Linked DNA regions of Homo sapiens: region 1 is linked to region 2. A link is a loop called in an ENCODE intact Hi-C map of the cell type or tissue named here. Cell type or tissue: PC-3. All regions are shown on one strand. Links, peaks and the distances in the headings refer to the core of each region. The heading gives the core; the rest is flanking DNA. Region 1 has its middle 28 kb from the start of MIR934. Region 2 overlaps ADGRG4 (adhesion G protein-coupled receptor G4).

The links. Hi-C counts contacts between places; a loop is a spot of excess contacts. Peaks named below come from ENCODE experiments on the same cell type or tissue, not always from the same donor. Only the 100,000 strongest peaks of a DNase experiment are listed, where the experiment ranks them.
Region 1: it touches region 2 in a loop (14-fold over the local background); 11 of 110 quality-filtered maps call a loop at or near these places.

The regions. Positions count from the first base shown.
Region 1 is chrX:136,573,033-136,584,224 of GRCh38, forward strand. It overlaps the pseudogene RNU6-320P. Among named protein-coding and RNA genes, the nearest start is that of MIR934, 28 kb to the left of the region's middle. In PC-3, for the core only: a CTCF peak has its summit at 4,723 (motif pointing left); a DNase peak (open chromatin) is centred at 4,739.
Region 2 is chrX:136,391,975-136,403,166 of GRCh38, forward strand. It overlaps ADGRG4 (adhesion G protein-coupled receptor G4), which reads left to right. Exons shown (of 26, transcript NM_153834.4): 17 at 258-380; 18 at 1,561-1,606; 19 at 3,416-3,519; 20 at 5,907-6,028; 21 at 7,874-8,142. Among named protein-coding and RNA genes, the nearest start is that of BRS3, 90 kb to the right of the region's middle. In PC-3, for the core only: a CTCF peak has its summit at 5,204 (motif pointing right); DNase peaks (open chromatin) are centred at 3,507 and 5,267; H3K4me3 peaks cover 304 bases; H3K27ac peaks cover 2,081 bases.

The DNA of each region.
Region 1 (11,192 bases), core at 1,033-9,032, 180 kb after region 2:
AAAGGACATAACCAAGATAAAAATAAAAGTGGAGGTTTCCTTTGGAGGGAGTGGGCAGTGGCTTGAAAGGAGGCCTTGGGGAGGAGTGCCTCGGCGGTGCTGGTAATGCTCTATATCCTGAGCTGGCTGTTGATTACACAATTGTTTTCACTTTCTCACAATCCACTGAGCTGGAATTCACTCTCTCTAGAGAAAGAAAGTTTAAAAGGGCACAAATATTAAGTGGCCATCTCAGTGAATATATATATGTATAATATATAATATTATGTGTATAGTATATAATATTATATATTATATAATATATTATATACATATACATATTATATGTATATATATACACATATATACATGTAAATATATACATATATACATGTATATATATACATATTATATATAAATATATAATATGTATAATATATAATATATAATATATTTTTTAAAATTTTTTTAACAGAGAAGACCGTTTCTAAAAAAATTAAAAAATTATACATTATATATTATATATTATAAATATTAATAATATATATTATATATTATAATATATTATATAATAAATATATATTACATTATATATTTTATATAATTTTATATTATATATTTATATATTATATATTATTTATATTATATTATATGTTTTATATATATTATATATATTCTCTCTATATATATTCTCTATATATAGAGAGGGAGGGAGGGAGGGAGATATTTACATTTTTATGGGTACATAGTAAGCATATGTATTTATGGGGTATGTAAGATGGGGTACATAAGATATTTTGATATAGGCATGCAATGTGAAATAAGCACATCATGGAGAATGGCATGGTACTGGCATAAAAACAGACACATAGACCAATGGAACAGAATAGAGAACCCAGAAACAAATCCACACACCTACAGGGAACTCATTTTCAACAAAGGTGCCAAGAACATACGCTGTGACCTTTTAAACTTCATTGAAGAATTTCCCCAAAAAGAGAAACTGTAATTTTATTATTCTGTTTCCCCCAGTACATTGTTCTCCCTCTGATGCTTAGCACAGTATCTTTCACAGAGCAGGCACTCAATAAATGTGGAATTGCCTTTAATGGCTTTATATGTTTCACCATTGAACCTGCCATTATTGGAATGTGAGGCCATAGATAATGAGAGTAATAGTAATGGTTTAAACACATACAGCACTTTATAATTCAAAGCTCTGAATCCCTGACTTTCATGTAAGTGGAACAGGTTGCCTGGATCCATTAATTATGTGGACCAGATGTACATGTGGAGGTCTCCTGACCTGGAAATGGTGGCTATTCCAGTGATAACGACAAAGTAGGGTAACAACATACTATACTCATCTAGGTTGACCATCCATCCTGGTTTGCATGGGACTACCCCGCTTTTAGCATTAAAAGTCCCATGTCCCAGGAAATTCCTCGTTCCCAGGCAAACCAGGACAGCTGGTCACATTATATCACTTTATGTGCATGATCTCATTAGCCTTCACAATAACCTTATCAGGGAGGGACTATTATTATTTTTATTTTACTGATGAGAAACTGGAGGCTCAGAGGGGTGAAGTCACCTGTGTAAGGTCATGCAGCTAGAAAGTAGTGGAGTCTCGACTTTAGCCCTCTTTGGACTGAATCCAAAGTCAACATTCTTTCCACTCTTCTGCAGCTGCAGAGAGCCAAAAGAGATAGACGACGGCAGTCAGTGGGGACTGAATTACTGAAGTTATCCTATTGGAAAGGACATTCTTCAACTTGTCCAGAGAATGACAGAGAGATTCAAGACCAGCTGGGAGAAGTGCAAATTGGGATAGCTCCCTTGGCCCAGAGCCAAAAGCTATGGTTTAGTGCAGTCATTCTGGACAAGGGGTTGATTAAAACCTTCAAATATGAACAAATGTTGCAGAGTTCTCCCTAGGTAGAGAAGCAAATCCCAATGACCTATTAAATTCATTAGCAAAGAGCTAAATTCCCTGAGGACTTGGAGCAGCTCCTCTGAGTACAGTTTCTAGATAACTTACCAAGCAGGGTGGCCAACTCCACCCAGAGTGGAAATTCAGAATCACAGTTACGGTTTGAGATAATTGATGTCAGTTTTTTCCAAATGACCCACAAAGACTGTTTTCTGATCTTTCAAGTTCATTAAGTCCAGGTTCCTATTATAGACCCAAAGATTCAGGAGGAAATGCAGGGTTGGAAGCTCCAGGATGGAACTTTCAGGAAGCACCTGGACAGAAATAGCGAAAGATGAACATGATAACAAGTAAACAAAGGGCACAGAAGCAGCAATGCCTTCCCAAACCAGCGAAAGAGCATAGAAAATTATATTCAAGAGCTGCCCTGGTGGGATATTCTGAGGTGTGCAATAAGCACATCATTTGAACCTCATTAGTTTCCCAGAAGCACAGCTGGGAATATCTCAACTCTCCATTAATGCAATTTAGCGTGTCCTACCTAAGTGCTCTGCCCCCTGGCAGGTAGAGCAAATCTCAGTATTAACATGCGTGTTCATATCACTGACATTAAGTTTCATTTCACCCTCAAAAGCCAAAGGACGATCAGTCTTCGATATTCTGTTAGCTAATCCCATAACATATAATCATGCAGAAGGTTTCAGAAATTCAGGTGTGCTTTCCTGCTTATAAGCCAACACACTTTGTGACACAAATAATAACAAATAATCAACAGATATTTTAACCAGGCAGAAGTCCATCCAATGGATTATTCAGCCTTGGTTATTATTCTCTGTTACCTGAAGCTGATGGAGTTGGTAATTCTGAATAAACTGAAGAGCACCATTGTCACCCACTTCCTAAAGGAAAGTACCAGCTTTCAGAAGGACAATGCCCATGTCTGAGCCATCTCTGTATTTTATCATGCCTAGCACAGCAACCTAGTTCAGTAAATTTTTTCCCCAAAAAATAAATGAATGAAAATAGCATTGTGTCACTGACCAATTGATATTACTCTTGGCCAACAAATAAAACAAATGAACTTTACAGATTGTTTTTGGACCTTCTCAAGACTGGAATAGCTAACCTCCTCTGATATCCCATGACGCCATGGGCTTCCCCTATCTCCTTGACACCAAGTCACAGCACAGGTCACTTTGTGTTTATCCCAGGTGACTATTTCTTTGTCTGTCTTCCCCACTAGACTATGAGCTAGGTCTGCCGTGATCATCACTGCATCCCCAATGCTATGTTTGTGAATGACTGGTTGCATGAAATATTAATTCTACTCTATGTTCCAGAAGCACTAGTTTGAGGCTAAGGAATAATCAATTTACCACTCTTTCCCCAGGTGCCCTTGCTCATCCAACTGTGTGACCTTGGGTAAACAGCTCAGCTTCCTGGGAGCCAGTGTCAGTTAGAGTAGTGGGCTCGGGGATGGACCTGCAAGGGGGTGCAGGGCATTCCCTGATACTAGGGCTCTGAGGAGGGACCTAAGGCTGGAGGCAAGAGTAGATTGCTCCTCCTGAACAAAGTTGAAAGGGGGAGGCTTGGTTTTCTGGTGATAAGGTATAGAGCCTTTGGCTTCAGATAGATGAAGGCTTAAGGTATATCTCCAGCACTTATGACTAACTTTGGACAATTAACCCCATCCCTCTGAGCTTTATTTCTTTATCACGGCTCATTTTGGCATCTTACCCTAACCATTGTGTATCCTCAAGGTGAATTCATAATTTTGTGTGCATGCGTATTTGGAATTTTAAAATAATATTTGAACAATAAAGGCTACCATTTACTGAGCACTCAACATGTGGTGGGCTCTGGGCTAAGTGCCTTAGATACATCATCTCATTATATCAGCAAAATAACCCTTGGAGGCAAGAATTAGTGTGCTATTTGACAGATAAAGAAATTAATTCTTGGAGTGGTTTAGTAAGTGGTCCAGCCCATGCAGCTGGGTAAGTTGAAGAACAGGGATGCAAGCCTGGTTTTGTCTGACTCCAAAATCTCATCCTCTTAACTGGTACACTAACTGCTGTAATTAAAAGATATTAAAACGGAAACATGTAAAAGCCAAAGTACAAAGTAAATAAATAGAAGAGCTTTTGCTTTCTGTTGAAGGGCCATTAGTTCCAGGCCCATTCTGATGTCAAATGGAAAAAATAATAAGGTTGGTCCATCAGTTAGCAGAAACAAACAGACCACTTTTCCAGTATGCTGGTCCTTTCTCCCCATTACTAGCTAAAATGATTACCATCCACTCAACCACTTTAATGACTCCTGACTCAGAGCTTTCATTTGGCTCTCTTTTTACCCATAAGATATCAAAATATTATGTAGCTAAAAAGTTCTCTCTGAAAGAACTTTGCAAACTTTTTTTTTAAAGCAGAAGTCATCAGTTATCAGTCTTCTAAAGCCAGGAATTCTTTCAAAATTCTATAAGATCTTTTGTCAAATGAATTTAGCTCTGAATGAAGGAAATACTAAGCGCCCTTCACACTGTCCTTCCCCGGAGAGTTTCAGACCTCATGGACGCTGTGTAACATTGGGAATGACTTTGGTGACTAAAACTGGTCCTGTTGCCCTAGTTTCAGGACAAAATTTGCAAACTGCTTAGGTGTCAGGGGAAGCACATTTTAGTCAAACCAAGCACAATTTCCATCCTGTTAGAGACAAGCCAATTACTGTGCCAGGTTAGAGAAGAAAGGAGACAGGCCACAGGCACAGAGGCTTGCATCGTCTATGCACAGGTCTATGCTTTGGGGGCTCTGCTGCTCTCTGCTGGCCACAGGCTGTTGCTGTAGTCGCCGAGGAAGTGATTCATTCAAAGTGCTGCTTCTGGGGTTTCTCCTACTATTGTCACTACCACTAAATAGTACCTTTTATTGAGTGCCCTTTCGGTGCCAGGTTCTGAGCTAGGTGCCACGTTCTGAGCTAGGTGCCACGGAGTCAGAGATGACAAGTTTTGGTCCTCATCCTTGGCAAGCTCAGTCTAGTGGGGAAGATAGATTCTCAAACAGAGAATTATAATAAAGTGCAGCAAATGCCGAAAGAGAGTGTGAGAAAAATCCTTGCTTTCCCTCAATCAGCAGTACTGAGTTCCTACTCTGTGTCAACTGTCTAGTGAGGTTCTGGGAAAATAAGCACAGAACTTTATAGGTGTAGCTGTCCACTCAGTACATGTCTCATCTCATTTCATCATCACAACAAATCCGTGAGGTTTACAGGGCAGATAGTAATAGCCCTATTATATAGATTAGGAAGCTGAGACTCAGAGAGGTTGCATGAGTTGCCAAATGTAACACAGCTAGGTGCTAGGTTATAGAGGCTTGGACTCGATGGACTTCAAATTCACTCTCTTTACTGCTGCACCACACTGCTTGGTGCTGCTTACTGAGAGGTTGGTAGGGTAATGGTTAAGACTAAGTGCTCCTAGAGTCAGGCTGCCTGGGTCCACTCTGACTGTACCACTCTCTTGCATCAGGCAAATTACTTAGCTTCTCTGTGCCTCATTTTCTCCATCTTTTAAATGAGAAGAATAACAGTACTTAACTTACGAGATTATTTTGAGGACCAAATAAGTAAATGCTTATGTCAGTCATATAATAAACAATAAATGTCAGCTCTTTTATTATTATTATTATAAAGATGGGGGTCTCACTATGCTGCCCAGGCTGGCCTTGAACTACTGGGCTCAAACTACCCTCCCACCTCAGCCTCCCAAAATGCTGGGATTACAGGCATTAGCCACTGCACCCAGCGGTCAGCTGTTAATATTACTGTCAACACGTGAGGCAGAACAACTTGGGGCAAGTAGGAAGAAGAGATGTAGATCAAGGAAGGTGCTAAGTGCTGCTAAAGTAACATCTGATTAGTTATTCTTGCTTGATTAACAGGAAAAACCCTTCCAGCTCTCTATACAGAGTCCACTCTGATAGCTCATTTTTCCAGTCCTCCAGGGACAGCCCCTCTTCTCCTTGTCTCCAAGAGTACCCGCACAAGTAATGGGGCTACAGAAAGTGGAAGAACTAATTCTGCCCTGGATAGGTGACCTCTGCCTTTGTAGGGTTGGGGGCAGAATAAAACTGTCAGAAGGACCAGGATTTGTAAAAGCGTCTATTGTAGAGGATTTATAATTGAATGAGTCATCTTATCCATATCTTTAAAACAGGGCCAGTATGGGTTAGTACTAGAAATATGAGCAGAGACTTAATTATATAGTGATATTTAAATTGGATCTTCCTTCTATGTCAATACTCTGGGATGCCATGGCAATCCCCTTCTCCCACTTGGCTGCTTTTCCTCAATTCGCTCTGACAGCTCCTCTTTTGGCTCCTCCATGAGCTCTTCTACCACCCCTTAAATGCTAGTGTTCCCCAGGGATCTTTGCTTGGCCTCCAGTCCTCACACACTACACTCTTTTTCTATGTAATTGCATCATTTCCCACAACATAAATGACCATCTATTTCCAAGTTGATAACTCCAAAATCTCTGTCTCCTGCCAAGACATCTGCCCAAGCTCCAACCTCATAATCTACCTGTCTGCTAGATATCAGCACCTAGAGGCCCCACAGGCAACAGTCCCTGCCAAATGTGTTTCTTCACTTGTGTTCTCTACATTATTTTCTGACATCAGCATTAACCTAGCCAGTCAACGTAGGCACTTGGAAGTCATTCTTTTTTATTGAGATATCACATACCATAATATTTGCCTTTTTAAACTGTACAATTCAGTGCTTTTTAGTAAATTTACAAAGTTTCTCAACCAGTCCCACAATCTTGTTTTAGGACATTTCATCACACCCGAAAAAGTTCTGCTTGTCCATTAACAGTCACTCCCCATCGTCCCCTCTCCCAGTCTCTGGAAACAATGAATCTGTGTTCTGTCTCCTTGGATTTGCCTATTCTGTATATTTCACATAAATGCAATTGTACAATTTATGGTATTTTGTGATGGCTTCTTTCACTTAGCATAATGTTTTCATGGTTCATCTATGTTGTAGCATGTATCAGTCCTTCATTCCTTTATGTGGCTGAAAAATATTCCATTGCATAGATTTATCACATTTTCTTTATTTATCAGGCAACTGACATTTGAGCTGTTTCCACTTTTGGGCTACTATGAATAATGCTGCTATGAACATCCACATACAAGTTTTTGTGTGGACATATGTTTTACTTAGTTTTAGAGTTGCTGAGTATATACCCAAGATTAGAATTGCTGGGTCATTTGGTAACTGTACGTTTAAGCTTTTGAGGAACTGCCAAACTATTTTTCAAAGTGAGCACACCATTTTACAACCCTACCAGCAATGTATGATGGTTCAAATTTCTGTAGGAGTCATTCTTGATTCCTCCCTCTCTCTCAGTCCACACAGATAGTCAATCACCCAAGTCTTGCCAATTTAACAACCTAAACCTCTCTCAGTACTGCAACTGCTGCTCTTGGTCAGTTCTACATCATCTTTCACCTGGACTATTGTAATAGCCTTCAAGCTGGTTCTTGCCTCTGGCTACTCATCCACCTGTACCAGCATGAGCTTTCTAAAAACAAGCCCCAAAGAATGTCAATTCCCTGTTTGAAACCCTTTAATGCAGTGACTCTCAACCCTGCCTGCACAGTAGAATCACCTGGACAGATTTCAGATATCCTGATGCCAGGGCTGCACCCCAAGCTGATTAAATCAGAATATCCAGGTTTGGCATCCAGACATCAGTATTGCTAAAGCTCCCGAAGAGATTTCAATATGTAGCCAAAAACAGAAACATTGCTTTAGTGACTCCCTACTGCCCATAAGATGAAGTTCAAGCTCCCTAGCGTGACCCACGGGTCCTTCATCATCTGACTCCTGCCCACCTATTTATCTGCATCTTGTACCCCTCCCTGCATCACACGTAATACCCCAGCTGTACTGATCTGCATGTGGCCTCCAGCAGAAACATATCTTTCTTCCCTGTCTTCTCTGCCTGGAATGTCCTTCTCAGCTCTCTTTGCCTCGGGAGCTCCCTCCTACTCATTCCTTAGGATTCAACATCTCTAGAAACTCTTCCTTTATCATGTCCTTTTTGTCCTGTGTACTCCTTCAGCGCTATTGGAATTGTTTGTCTTCCCCAGAAGACTGGGAACCACCCCATCCCCCACCCACAGTTTAGCACCTGAAATTTATCATGCCCTCTAAGTAAGAGCTTTTGGGTAAGTGAATGAATTAATTAATGTCCTTGAAAGAGTTGCAACACAGCATTTTGTTGTGTACCATCTTAACAATCAGACCCTGAAGGCATCTGGGCCAGAGTAGACAAGGACCTCAACCATGAAGAAATGGCCCGGTGTACCCAACCCCACCATACCAGCACACAGCTTCTCTAGCCAGGGGAATCTCAGGTGCCACAGAAATTGGACCTCAACCAGAGAAGTTGGCTCTTGACTAGAAAACACTGAAGATGAAATAAATTCGGACCTAACATGAAGTGGATAGCTTAGCAGACCCTTCCTGTAAAATTCGAAAACTCCTGCCCAAGAGAAGAGGGACCACTGCCTGCGCTTGAATAAAGGACTCAAGTATAGGCAAATCGAAGCACCTTCCTTCCCTGAGCCCATTCCAATGCTCATCTGATCTCTGGAGCTTTCATGTTGTACACCTCTCCACCCTATCTTAACCTTGAATCCCAGGTACACTCTGCCTGCTCTGACAACTCTCTACCTACCTACCTGCCTACCTGACTCTCATACCTTAGCTCCACTTTGATCACCTGGTAGCAATGGATTGTCCAACTACACCAAGTGTCAAGCCTACAGGCTCTCAGGAACCCATCTCTGAGAAAGGCATCAGCTTCCCAGCCAACTGCCTGCCCAATGTCCGGCCCCAGACTTGGCCCCTTGATGAGGTATTCTCCTTACATATATCTCAATACTAAAATGACTTACCAACACTGCTATAGACTAAATGTTTGTGTCCCTCCAAATTCACATGTTAAAACGTAATCTCCAATGTGATGGTATTTAGGATGTGGGGCATTTGGGAGGTGAATAGGTCATGAAGGTGAAGGCCTCATAAATGGAATTAGTGCTCTTATAAAAGAGGCCCCAGAGAGCTCATTTGACTCTTCTGTCATGTGAGAACACAGAGAACACCACCATGTATGAACTGGAAAGTGGGCCCTCACTAGACACTGAATCTGTTGGCATATTGATCTTGAGCTTCCTAGGCTTCAAAACTGGAAGAAATAAATTTCTGTTGTTTATAAGCCACCCAGTCTATAGAATTCTGTTATAGCAGTCCAAATGGACTAAGATGAACACTAACACTAATTGCCCATATTGCATGCCAGCTGTAAGAGAAAGCACCATTTGAGGAAACACAAAACTAAACACACATTAGAGTCCTTTTTACAACTCTGCTTTGTTGCTGTTTAATTCATGGTTCTCAACCTTGACTGCACATTGAAATACTGTGTGTTTCGAATGTTTCGAAAATACTGACAGCTATAAGTAGGTAAATCAATCAATCGAATTACCTAATTTTGAAAGTAAATAAATAAAAATACCAATTTGGGGTCTCACACCCAAATATTCTGATTTAATTAGTTCAGACGGCAGCCCAGACAGCAAAAGTTTTATAAGCTCTCCAGGTGATTCTAATATGCAGGCAGGATTGAGACCCACTTGCCCAAAAGCTACAGTCATGTGCCCCATAACGATGTTTTGCTCAATCACAGGACCACATGTACAGTGGTGGTCCTATAAGATTACAATGGAATTAAAAATTTCCTATTGCCTAGTGGCATTGTAGTCATAGTAACGTTGCAGCCCTAACACCATAATGCAATGCAATGCATTACTCATGTTTGTGACACTAGTGTTAACAAGCTATTGCTCTGCCAGTCATATAAAAGACTAGCAATACAACTATGTATAGAACATATACTTGATAATGACAATAAACAACTATGTTACTGGTTTAGATATTTACTATACCATACCTTTTATCATTATTTTCAAGCGGACTCCTTCTACTTATTAAAAAAAACAGTTAAGTGTAAAACAAGCTCAGGCAGGTCCTTCAGGAAGTATTCCAGAAGAAAAAATTGTTAGCGTAGGAGATGACAGCTTCGTGAATGTTACTGTCCCTAAAGACCTTCCAGAGGGGAACAAGATGTGGAGATGGAAGACCATGATACTGATGATCCTGACCCTGTGTAGGCCTAGGCTAATGTGTGTGTTTGGTCTTAGAGTCTAACAAAAAAGTCTCAAAACTGCGCTTGCTTTGGCAGCCCATGTACTAAAACTGGAGTGATACAGAGAATAGTAACATGGCTCCTGTGCAAGAATGACACACAAATTGTGATGCGTTCCATTAAAAAAAACTAAAAATAAGTAAAAATAATAAAAAGTAAAAGTTTTAAAGTAGATAAGCTTAGAGAATAAGGATATACATGATGAAAATATTTTTGTACAGCTGTACAATTTGTGTTTAAGTGTTATTACAAAACAGTAAAACAGGTAAAAAAATTTAAGGTTTATAAAGTGAAAAAATTATAGTAAGCTAAGGTTAATTAGTTATTGAAGAAAGAAAAAAATTATGTATTTTTTGAGATGGAGTCTTGCTCTGTCACCCAAACTGGAGTGCAATGATGCAATCATGGCTCATTGTAGCCTTGAACTCCTGGTCTCAAGTGGTCCTCCCACCTCAGCCTCTCAAGTTGCTGGGACTACAGGTGTGTGCCTCCACACACAGCTAATTTTTAAATTTTTTGTAGAGATGATGTATTGCCATGTTGCCCAAGCTGGTCTGAAACTCCTGAACTTAAGCGATCCATCCACCTCAGCCTCCCAAAGTGTTGGGATTACAGGAGTGAGCCACCATGTCCAGCCAAGAAAAAATATTTTTTATAAATGTAGTGTAGCCTAAGTGTACAGTGTTTGTAAAGTCTACAGTAGCATGGAGTGATGTCCTAGACCTTCACATTTACTCACCACCCACTCACTGACTCAACCAGAGCAACTTCTACTATTGCAAGCTCCATTCGTGGTAAGCGCCTTATACAGGTGTATAATTTTTTAAATCTTTTATACTGTATTTTTACTGTGCCTTTTCTATATTTAGATATGTTCGATACATAAATACTTACCATTGTGTTCCCATTGCCTACAGTATTCAACATAGCAACATGCTGTTCAGGTTCGTAGCCTAGGAGCAATAGGCCACACCATATAGCCTGGGTGTGTAGTAGGCTATACCA
Region 2 (11,192 bases), core at 1,897-9,896:
GTGCAAAACAAATGCGTGCTAAATACACATTTGGTTGGATGGATGGATGGATTAATGAATTGTTCTAGCTTGGTATAATGGAGACCTTATGTGAAGACAGGAGATGAGCTGAATAACCTTTGACCTTAGCTTGCAATTTTATTTTCCACATTTCTGTACCTAACATTGTGTGTAGCACTTCAAAATTCCAGATTGATTATTAATATGTAAGTAATTAGAAATTTAGGTCCTGAACTCCTCTTTTGTTTCATCTGCAGACCAAAAATGTCACTAAAGCATTAACCACCTATGTTGTGAGTGCCAGCATTTCAGATGATATGTTCATTCAAAACTTAGCTGACCCAGTGGTTATCACTCTGCAGCATATTGGAGGAAACCAGGTAATATATCTATTTTCAGCTCAGAATCAAATGGCCTCAGGAACTCTTCACGACTTTTCTGTTAAAAGTAATTTGTTAATTAACAGATGTGATTCTAACACTTAATGAGGAATGTCCTATTCCAGGTAGCAAATGTGTGTTATAATTGGAACCTTCCAGAAATAATGCCTTATCCTAAAGTGATAGGGAATGATGGGCATTCTAGCACTGTGACAGATTGGTGGGGCAGTGACTGGATCTTTTGGATGTCCCATCACACTAAATGACATGTGATTCCATTTATTTTTGAGCGAGACAAGCAACTTCACTCAAAATAATTGAATATTTGTATTACTTGAATTTCCAGAAATAACATTAAAACGTGTATGAATTATCACCAAAGAACTAAAAGCATAGTCATATGGCATAACATAAGCTATATATTACTAAATAATCAACTTTAGCCTAAGTACAAGTATGAATGACTATTCCATTATTTGACGTTAGTGTATGGCCAGTGTGACGTCTCAATAGATTTCTCAGTTCCCAGTCTAAAAGACCATATAGTTCAGCATACTTTTCACTGGTCTTGATTCTAGAAGGGAAGAAGAGAAGGAAGAGAGGGAGAGGAAATTTAAAGAAACAAATACCAAATGAAACGTGTTAGATAGGTAAGATCTCTCAATTTGGTCTGGGCTACAGCACTTCAATTATCCCCGGTAACTAATTGCTCCTTGCCTGCAGTTTCCTGGAGACTACAGGAGCTGGTGAAGTCTTAGGAATGTTCTGTAGGCCTAATGATGGGGCAGATCAAATTTCTGTCCATAAGGCTTGATCTCAGCGGTGAGCCCCGAATTCCAAAGCTCCAGAAGGAACACATCAGCCCTGCATTGACTATCCATAGCCTTGTACCAGAAGGGCATGGCAATTTTTAATACTACCAAATATTTTAAAGGACATATCAGATCACCAGCCGGTGACATGCTGTTTTCTCACTTGTAAATCCAGAGTTAGATGGTGGAGTTAGTCTAAAAGCCAATTCACAAATGGCCCAAATGTGTATGTGTATGTGTGTGTGCATGTCAGTGTGTGCATGTTTACCATGGGAAAAAATATTGGGAAGAAAACACTTATGTGTATATGTTACTATATGGTAAATATCACAAGGCAAGATGTTTACCTCTGATTTCTTTTTTTCCAGAATTATGGTCAAGTTCACTGTGCCTTTTGGGATTTTGAGAATAATAGTAAGTATTTTTGTTAGCAACTTTGACTTTGCCCCAGACCATTTTCCCACTTGGCAGTTAAATGGGAGGGGGTTGTGCTGAAACTACTGTCTTATCAGACCCTACAGAGCATTCTGAATGACCAAGATACAGGATATGATTTTTATATCAAATTAGGGCATGGGAATTAAGACAACTTTCCTTTTTGATAGGTAAGATCTCTCAATTGGTGCTGGGGCTACAGTGCTCCAATCATGCCCAATAACTAATTGCTCCTTACCTGCAGTTTCCTGAAGATTATAGGAGCTTATTACAAGTATCTTAGGCCCCAAAAATAATTATTTGGAAAATCAGAAAAATTACACAACTCGAGGGTAAGCAAAGTTGGAAGAAAGAAATTTGGAAGGCCCAGCGCAGAGTAGCCTTGAACTGTTTGAAGAAAGTTGAGGAAGGAATACCTGGTTCTTTATCTGTGCTCTCCCACAGGGTTTTGCAAGATCTATGATCTCCTTCCCTTTTTTTTTCCTCACCTCTTTTAGACTGACTGTGTGACCTTGGGTAGACAATTTACCCCCTCTGAGCCCCAGTCTTTTTATCTTTTCATTGAGGAGATGAAACTTCTTGGTTGGTCTCTAAGGACCCTACTTGCTTGAATAAGCATGAGTCTTTGGAGACAGACAGTAGAAGACTGGGAATGGTCATTGCTGACTGGGTTGCTCTTAGCATTGCCATCTTCACTGGAAATATCCAGGGTTATCACCAAATCTCAGAGAATTTCCACACAGAATAAATTTCCCTAAGAACGCCAGGAGTGGCTAAGTGAGGAGTCCTTCTGCCTGTGGAAACTCTGCCTGGAACCTTTCCCTTTTTCACTATCCTTGGAATTCTGGGACAAAATGGAAATTCTCTTCCCATTCGGCTCCCTAGAGTATAAGAATACTACTTCTTTCTGACAAACAAAAATAACACTGCCCTTTCCTGATCCCCTCCAAGTCTCTCAGGATAAAACTCTATAAAGCGATGAGCTTTGTCCCCTACAACCTCAATATGTTGATCTCTATGTTCATTAACGCAAATTGCTGGGGTACTCCCAGGTCACCCTTTGCCCCTGCACCTCTGCCCCGTGGATCTAGAACCTCTGGAATCTATGGCATTATCCCAGATGGACAAATGTTGACCAAACTTAGCTGCCTGCCCGGGGATAACCCCTTTGGTCTAGTGCCACTTGGGAAGTTCTAGTCTCAAATCTGATCTAGTACCTGAGATCTACAGGTTGTGGAGGTATGAGTGTTAGTTCTAAACCTGAGTGTGCTCAGAAGAAACTAGCCAGATGTCTAGTAGAGCAGAGGCTCTAATTGGCCCTGCAGAGCTCCAGACCATGATCTGACTTTGATTGAAAGCACTTGAGACCCTTTGAATTGCGGGTTCAGCTGGGTGTTCAGATGTCTATTCCAGTCCCTCTGAGTAAGCTCAAGTACCAGCTTATATTCCATACGTCCATGTCCTTAAAAATATTCTAGATCTGCTTGCTTCCTATTTATTGGCTACTTAAAAAAAAGTTCATGGTTAGAGTCTGTCCTAATTTGTAGAGGTATGGTACAAGAACAGGAAAAGGGAGAGCCGAAGAAGTTGTGCCATTTACGAAGTCCCCAAAAAGTCAATTTAGTCTGTTAGACTTAATTTAATTTCAGTGTTCAATTATACCCCTAATCTTGCTATCTCAGCAAATAATATTAATTATAACACACGTTTGGATAGTGAATATAATGAAAAGTTAAACATTTCTGAGAAAAACAAAATTGCTTTGAAATTTCCTTCTGTCTCCTACAGATGGGCTGGGTGGATGGAATTCGTCAGGCTGTAAAGTAAAGGAAACAAATGTAAATTACACAATCTGTCAGTGTGACCACCTCACCCATTTTGGAGTCTTAATGGTGAGTTGTCTCTTAGTCACTCCTCGATGGAAGTTTGACAATTTTTATTAGACCAGTAATATATGTGTGAACTGTTATTAAAAAATGGTATGCATTTGGAAAAAAATCCCCCTTCCAATTTGTTCATCCAAAGTAGATCAGATTGAGACAAATATTTATTTATTTATTCTCCTTATAAAATTAATGCTTGCTTCTCAAATTTCAAACAGTACAGAAAAGGTCCCTTTAACCTCCCTCCCAAGTGATCACCACCTTTAACAGGCTAACATGTATATTCATTTAGGTTCTTTTCCTGTGTATATAGGAATGTACATTTTTGTTTTATAAACATGGTATCAAATTATTCATACTGTTTTTACCGATTGCTTTTCTCATTTAACAATATATATTGCACAACTTTCAGGCAAATGTGTATGTATCTATTATACTTCAATTTTTAAAATACCTTTATAGTATACCATTGCTTGGGTTTAACACAATAAATTTAACTAATCCCTGACTAGTGGACATTATAGCTGTTGCTGTTTTTCTCATTATAAATATTGCTGTAATACACATTCTTACTCATGTATCTTCAAACATTGGTGTAAGTATTTTTGCAGGATAAGTTGACAGAAGTAGAATTGCTGGATTAAAGGGTCTGGTCATTAAAATATTTAAATTTAAGAAGGATCATAAGTATTTGCTGAGTTTTTCTTCCAAATGACTCTCAAATGTATTCCTTTTTCTCTACCCGCATCAGAATACTTTCCTGGATTTCTTAGGTAACTTTATTACATACTGTTATCTGAATGTGTCATATGTTACTTATTCCTACAAAGAATGGTTAGCTTTTTGAGGGCTGTGGGTCTGTTTTATATTTATTTATTTTACATATATATATATATATATATGTATGTATATATATATATTTTTTTTTTGAGATGGAGTCTTGCTCTGTCACCCAGGCTGGAGTGCAGTGGTTCTATCTTGGCTCACTGCAAGCTCCGCCTCCCTGGCAGAGGTGGGAAGAATCACCTGAGTCCAGGGAGGTTGAGGCTGCAGTAGGCCGTGGTCAGGCCACTGCACTCCAGCCTGGGCAAAAGAGTGAGAACCTGTCCCAAAAAAAAAAAAAAAAAGAGAGAGAGAGAGAGAGACCAGGGTTCTTGTTCCAGCTCTGTCTGTAACTAACTATGTGATCTTGGTAAGGTTGTTTCCCTCTTTTGGATCTTAGATTTTCTTCTGAAATGTGAATGACTGGAATACACCAGGGTTTCTCAATCTTGGCACTATAGATATTCTGGCCAAATAGTTCTGTCTTTTTTTTTTTTTTTCTTAACGGAGTCTTGCTCTGTCACCAGGCTGGAGTGCAGTGGTGCAATCTCGGGTCACTGCAACTTCTACCTCCTGGTTTCAAGTGATACTCCTGCCTCAGCCTCCCCAGTAGCTGGGATTACAGGTGCCCACCACCACACCCAGCTAACTTTTGTATTTTTTAAGTAGGGACGGGGTTTCACCATTTTGGCCAGGATGGTCTCAATCTCCTGACCTCGTGATCTGTCCACCTCAGCCTCCCAAGGTGCTGAGATTACAGGCATGAGCCACCCCGCCCGGCCCCAAATAATTCTTTGTCGTGGGGGATTGTTCTGTGCATTGTGAGAAGTTTAGCAGCATCCTTGGTCTTTCCCCACTAGATGCCAGTAGCACTCTCCCCAGTTGTGACAACCAAAAATGTCTCCAGATACTGCCAAATGTCCCTGGGAGAGGGGTAACATCACTCCTGGTTGAGAACTACCAAAGTAAACACTGCTTCTTAACCTTTGATGAGTCATGAATCTCTAATCATCTGATGAAAGCTATGGACTTTGTTCTTAGACCAGTGCACACATATATTCAAATAATTTTACATGTCATTTCAGATCTTTAATAGTAATTAATAAATCACTGAACTTTGTGATCTCTAAGGTCCATTTTGTTTGTTAATTTTGTGAAGGCTATTTAAGGACTAAGGAAAAGGACTTTTTTTTTTTTTTTTTTTTTTTTGCTGTTCTGTGTAGTGTTTTGAGATGCTCAGTTCAGATAATTATTCACTTTGCATCCCAAATTCACATCTCTCAGCTTGGTTATATTTTAAATGTAGAACATGTTAATGATGATGAAGCCAAGGACCAAATGTTCTTCCAATGCTATTGATGGCTCCCCATGCCCTGTACACAGTCAGTTGGACTAGGCATACTCAGCAAACAATATTTGGTCTTACCATACATCCATTCACATAATCTGGTTTTAGAAGAGCTATGGCAGAAATGTTATACATCCTGGGAACTTCCTGTTAGTGAACACTGGAAGCATTTTGCCATAAACTTGCTCTGGTGTATGTGTAAAACACAACACATTGTGTTCCTTAGGATTTATCCAGGTCTACAGTGGATTCAGTGAATGAACAGATATTAGCGCTTATAACATACACCGGATGTGGAATCTCCTCCATTTTTCTGGGAGTTGCAGTGGTGACATACATAGCTTTTCAGTAAGTTGATACAGCCTTGCTCTGAGCACATTTAATTTGGTTTGATGGATGCTATTACCATTGTAACTTTGTTAATTTCATGAACACATCACAATAGGAAGAAGTCAGATCCATTAGCTTATGAAGTGGACAGGTTAAAAACAAAACATCAAGGCTTCTCTAAAAATATTTTAATTGGATTTTTGTAAAACAAGGGAGTTGGGATAGGAAAAGATTTCTCTATAGGATATAAGAGCACCAACCCTAAAAGAAAATTTGATAAAGTGGACTTTATTAAGAACTTCTTTAATCAAAAGACACAATTCAGATAGTGAAAGGCAAACCTTACATAGAGAGAAGATATTCACAATGCATATATCAGATAAAAGACTTGTATGCAGAATGTATAAATAACTCCACAAATCAAAAAGCAAAAGACAATAAAGTTTATAAATGGACAAAAGACTTGAACAGGCACCTCACAAAAGAGAATATCCATGCCTAAGCCTAACCCTTACCAAATGGCCAATAAGCATATGACAAAGTTCTTTACATCATTACTCATCAGAGAAATCCTAATTACAACCACAGTTATGTACTTCTCTGCACCCACCAGAATGGCTAAAATTAAAAATAATGACAATAGCAAGTGTCAACAAGCATGTGGAACAACTGGAACTCATACATTTGCTAGTGGGAATGTAAAATGGTTCAGACACTTTGGAAAATTATTCGGCAATACCTGTTAAATATAAATATACATCTCGCTGTTGGCCCAGGAATTTCACTCTTAGATATATACTCAAGACAAATGAGCACATATGTCCACTGAAAGATATGTACAATAATATTTATAGCAGCTTCAGTCACAGTAGCTTCAAATTAGAAACAACCCCAATTTACATTAACAGTTGATTAGATGAATAAATTGTGATATATTTGTAAAATGGAATGCTACACAGCAGTAAAAAATGAATTACTTCTATGCAATGCAACATAATATTTAAATCTCATAGACATAGAATTGAGCAAAGGAAGCCAGAAAAATAAGACAACGTACTGTGTGGTTCCATTTACAAAAAGTTCCAAACACAGGTGAAATCTATGGGGATAGAAGTGAGAGTATTGGTTACCTCTGGTGGGTGATATTGAATGGGAGAAGCATGAAGGAGCCTTCTGGGATGTTGAAACTATTCTACCTCTTGATCTGTGTCGAAGTTCCACAGGTATATACATATGTAAAGATCCATCAAGTTATATTGTTAACACTTGTGCACTTTAATATTTATCTCAGAAAAAAATTCACACAAAATGAAAACAGCAAAATTTAAATCAATAAATATTTAATAACAGCGTAAAATAATCAAAGGGGGTAATACTTTTTTTATTTTGAAAAATACTGGGTGAGTTTCTGCAAAGTAAAGTTGCAATCACTTAATAAAACTTAAGACCATATTTCCATGAGGCCATATATCGGGATCTTTAGAACTATCCAAGTAGCTCTACTTGGAATGGTTTCCACAGTCATCCTGCTATTTGGTAATATGTAGCTCCAGCCTGCTGAAGCAGTGGTGATAGACTCATAGTACCCAGGAAACTCCTTCCTTCTTTCTAAAAGATAAAAAGAAAAATAATAGCCTCTCTCAACTGCGTAGTTGAGAGAGACTATTATTATTTCTGTTAGTTAAGGTCACTATATTTATTATGCTTCGACTTTACCTGGAAAGAGAATGAGGGACTTCAAAGTATAAGCAAAGATGAGTAATTCTTTTATTCTTTCACTTATTATGTAGATAAGATGTGGCGATGTTTAATTAAAAAAAAAAAAACAGACTTTACCTAACAACATTGTACTTTCTCTTTTAGCAAACTTCGAAAAGATTATCCTGCCAAAATTCTGATCAACCTGTGCACAGCACTACTGATGCTAAACCTGGTATTTTTGATCAATTCTTGGTTGTCATCATTTCAGAAAGTGGGAGTTTGTATCACAGCTGCAGTGGCACTTCATTACTTCCTGCTTGTTTCTTTTACTTGGATGGGCCTGGAGGCAGTCCACATGTATTTGGCTCTAGTCAAAGTCTTCAACATATACATTCCAAATTATATCCTTAAATTTTGTCTAGTTGGTTGGGGTAAGTATATCTGCCATTGTTTTTGATATTTATGTCTTAAGTCTGTCTTTCTAATTCTAGCTCTGTTAGATTCTGTTAATATCATAGGTAAAAAATTAAGGATCGCCTTGCTGGTGTTTGGGCATGCATCTTTTTTTTCTGCCTGTATTGCTCTATAAATTCAATTTTTAACCTTTATGGTGAGGAGCTGGTGCACAAATATTTATTGAGCACTTATTGTGTATTGTGCTAAGTGCTGGCTCTATAGTAGTGAACAGATTTTATCCCTTCCTTTACAGAAGTTACAGTCACAACAAATACTGATAAAACAGCTAACACTTAGGTAGCACTTACATGTGCCAGATGCTATTCTAAGTGCTTTATATATGCATTTAATCCTCATAATATCTCCACGGGATAGATTCCATCATTATTCCCATTTAATAGATGAGGAGACTGAGGCACACAGAAAGATGAGGTAATTTGCCAAAACTCACACAGCTAGTAGGCAAGAGAGCTGGGATTTGAGCCAGGAAGTTTGTCTCCATAGTTTGGACTTCTAACCTCTATGGTCTTGCCATATTGTTTAAAGAACAGGAAAAGACTTGAAATGGGTGAAAGAGTGCTGGGTCAGCCAGAACCTGATTCTCATCACACCTCATGACTGTGATGATCACTGCTGGCCTTGGAAGAAGCCAGGAATGGTTCTCAGCATAGATCTTTCTGAATACAAATGTCATTTCATTGGCTTGCTTTCCTGTATTTCTAACTGACATGGTCAGCTCGGCTCCTTTCCTCTCTCTCCCTTGTGTATTCAAGGCAGATTTTGGGTTCAGAAAATGTGTTAGATGTGTAGGAGATGTATATTAAGTAGCATACCTTGGGTACATAGGAACACAGATTTTATCTTCCACTGCCTTTGTGAAGACAATACTCTCCTGATTAGCTACTCATCCCTTTAATGAGTTCATTAACATAGTACATGCTTTCACTGGATACACAGTCAGTGCTATTATCTATGTTAATATGGGGAGCAGAGACAGGCAAATACTGAACAGATCATAATCTAAAAGCTTGTTTTAGTACACTTCGGAATCCATCGGAAGCACAGAGACAAAAGCAGTCGATACACTCCCCTTAGTGCCTTGTGTCCCTCATCTTGATTCAATCAGAGGATTGAAAAATGTGGAAGAGGCTTCATGAATAATCCAAAAAGCAGATAACCCACACATGGCCAATTGTGAAAGGGCTGTAAATATCACTTCATCCTGGCTTTCCTTCTCCCTCATCATCACTCATTCCCAGCTTCTTTTTTAAACCCTTCCTCCAGGACTCACTTCTTATCTCTTTGATCTTCTAATTTCATACACATTTCTTGGGTTACAAGGAGAGGCAGGAAAGGCTAAAGCTTGGTACTTGGAAGCAGGAAAACTTTAGTTACACACAGAAGCTGAGAAGTCTGACTGGCTCAATCAGTAAAGAAAGATACAATAAGCCACTCTTATGTTCAGTTTATTACTTACATAAACTGTGAAAGGAAGAGTACCTAAAAGTGCCATCTTTCACATTCTTGTCCCCCACACTAAAAAGAACGACCCCAAAACAAAGGGAATGGATGACCGCCACGTGAGTTGTAGGATTCCCAGTGGCTGAGGAGCTAGTTTTGAATGGAAGTGATACTGTTTCCTATTCTGCAGCCCTATTCTAAGGGGGCAGGGTACAAAGGCCCACACCTCTGCAGAACCCTGGGAGATGATGAGAAGCTGTCTCCTGACAGCCTCCTGGAGGAGATAGGGAGGTGAGTAGGAGATGGCCCCGGAGCACCTCCTCACAGGCCTCCCACCTTCTCAAATTTGTGGAGGCCTGCACACCGCCCAAATTCAGATAAGCCTTTACCTGTGTGGTCTATGTGGATACATGCACGGTCACCAGGGAGCCACAGCTGAGCTGTCCCACTACAGGGAGTTTTGGAGCATTTCAATATTAGACAAAAGCAATCAACTGTAAGGAAAATAGGTATTAATATCTGTTTATGTTTGATGCTCTGCCTTATGAATGCCAAAGCAACCTGTTGGAAAGGTTTATTACTTTTAATGACAAAAACCACAATTACTTTTGCACCAACTTAATGAACCCCTGTCCAAGACAGTAGATTTGTTTATATTTTTAAAATAACAACAGAAGGGATCTTTTTTTTTTATTTTCAATATGTAAACACAGCTTGAAGACTGCCGCACAACTTCCATCCTAAATATGAGGCCTTCCCCTGTCTCTCCCTTCCAGCCTTCTATTTTAAAAAACATCTGCAGCATTCTAGGTGCTGTGCTTGGGGTGGGCTATACAGATTTGAAGTGACCATCCTGTTTATCACAGAATGGGACAGTGGAGGATTTTTCAAGATACTTGGCATTCTGGGCTTTGGAACAGCTTTGGAAAGCATTTAACAAAACCCCTAAAATGTATGTAGGTGCATGCGCTTAGTCTAGGAGAAATACAATTGAGAGATAAAGAAATCATTTTTTTTTTTGCAAATGTACAAGAAATTGGATTTTTAAACCCTGTGTCTACACTCTCCTCACGTTTGACCATTTTGACTGAACTGATTGCTTTATTATAGTCTGACTGAATTGAGTGGTTGTTAACCGGTCGATCTAGTCAAAATGTCAAACTAGTAACGAGTGTGGAAACAGTTTCCCTGTCAAAAAAGCACTGAAGGCTGCAGCTGATTGCCTGTGCCCTTCTCCTAAGGTGACCTAGACAAAAAGCTATTGGGAACAAAGGGGCGATGTGAAAGGGAGTAAAAATTAGGGGCTCATGATCTAAGAAGAAATGCTTGATGCGAACTTGCATTCCACTCAACTAGATACTTCTTTTGCCAAGTTGATTTTCTGGCACTTGAGCTATTTTTAATAACTAGTGGGCGTTGTATTGGAGCCATTGGCATGCTGTCTAGTTTAGCAGATTGGAGAACTCCTTGAAATGCTTAACTTGGAAGAATTCACAAACATTTTGCAAACAATAGTATTTTGATGCCCGCACATCTGTGGCTTATTTAAACAGTGTCTTAATGT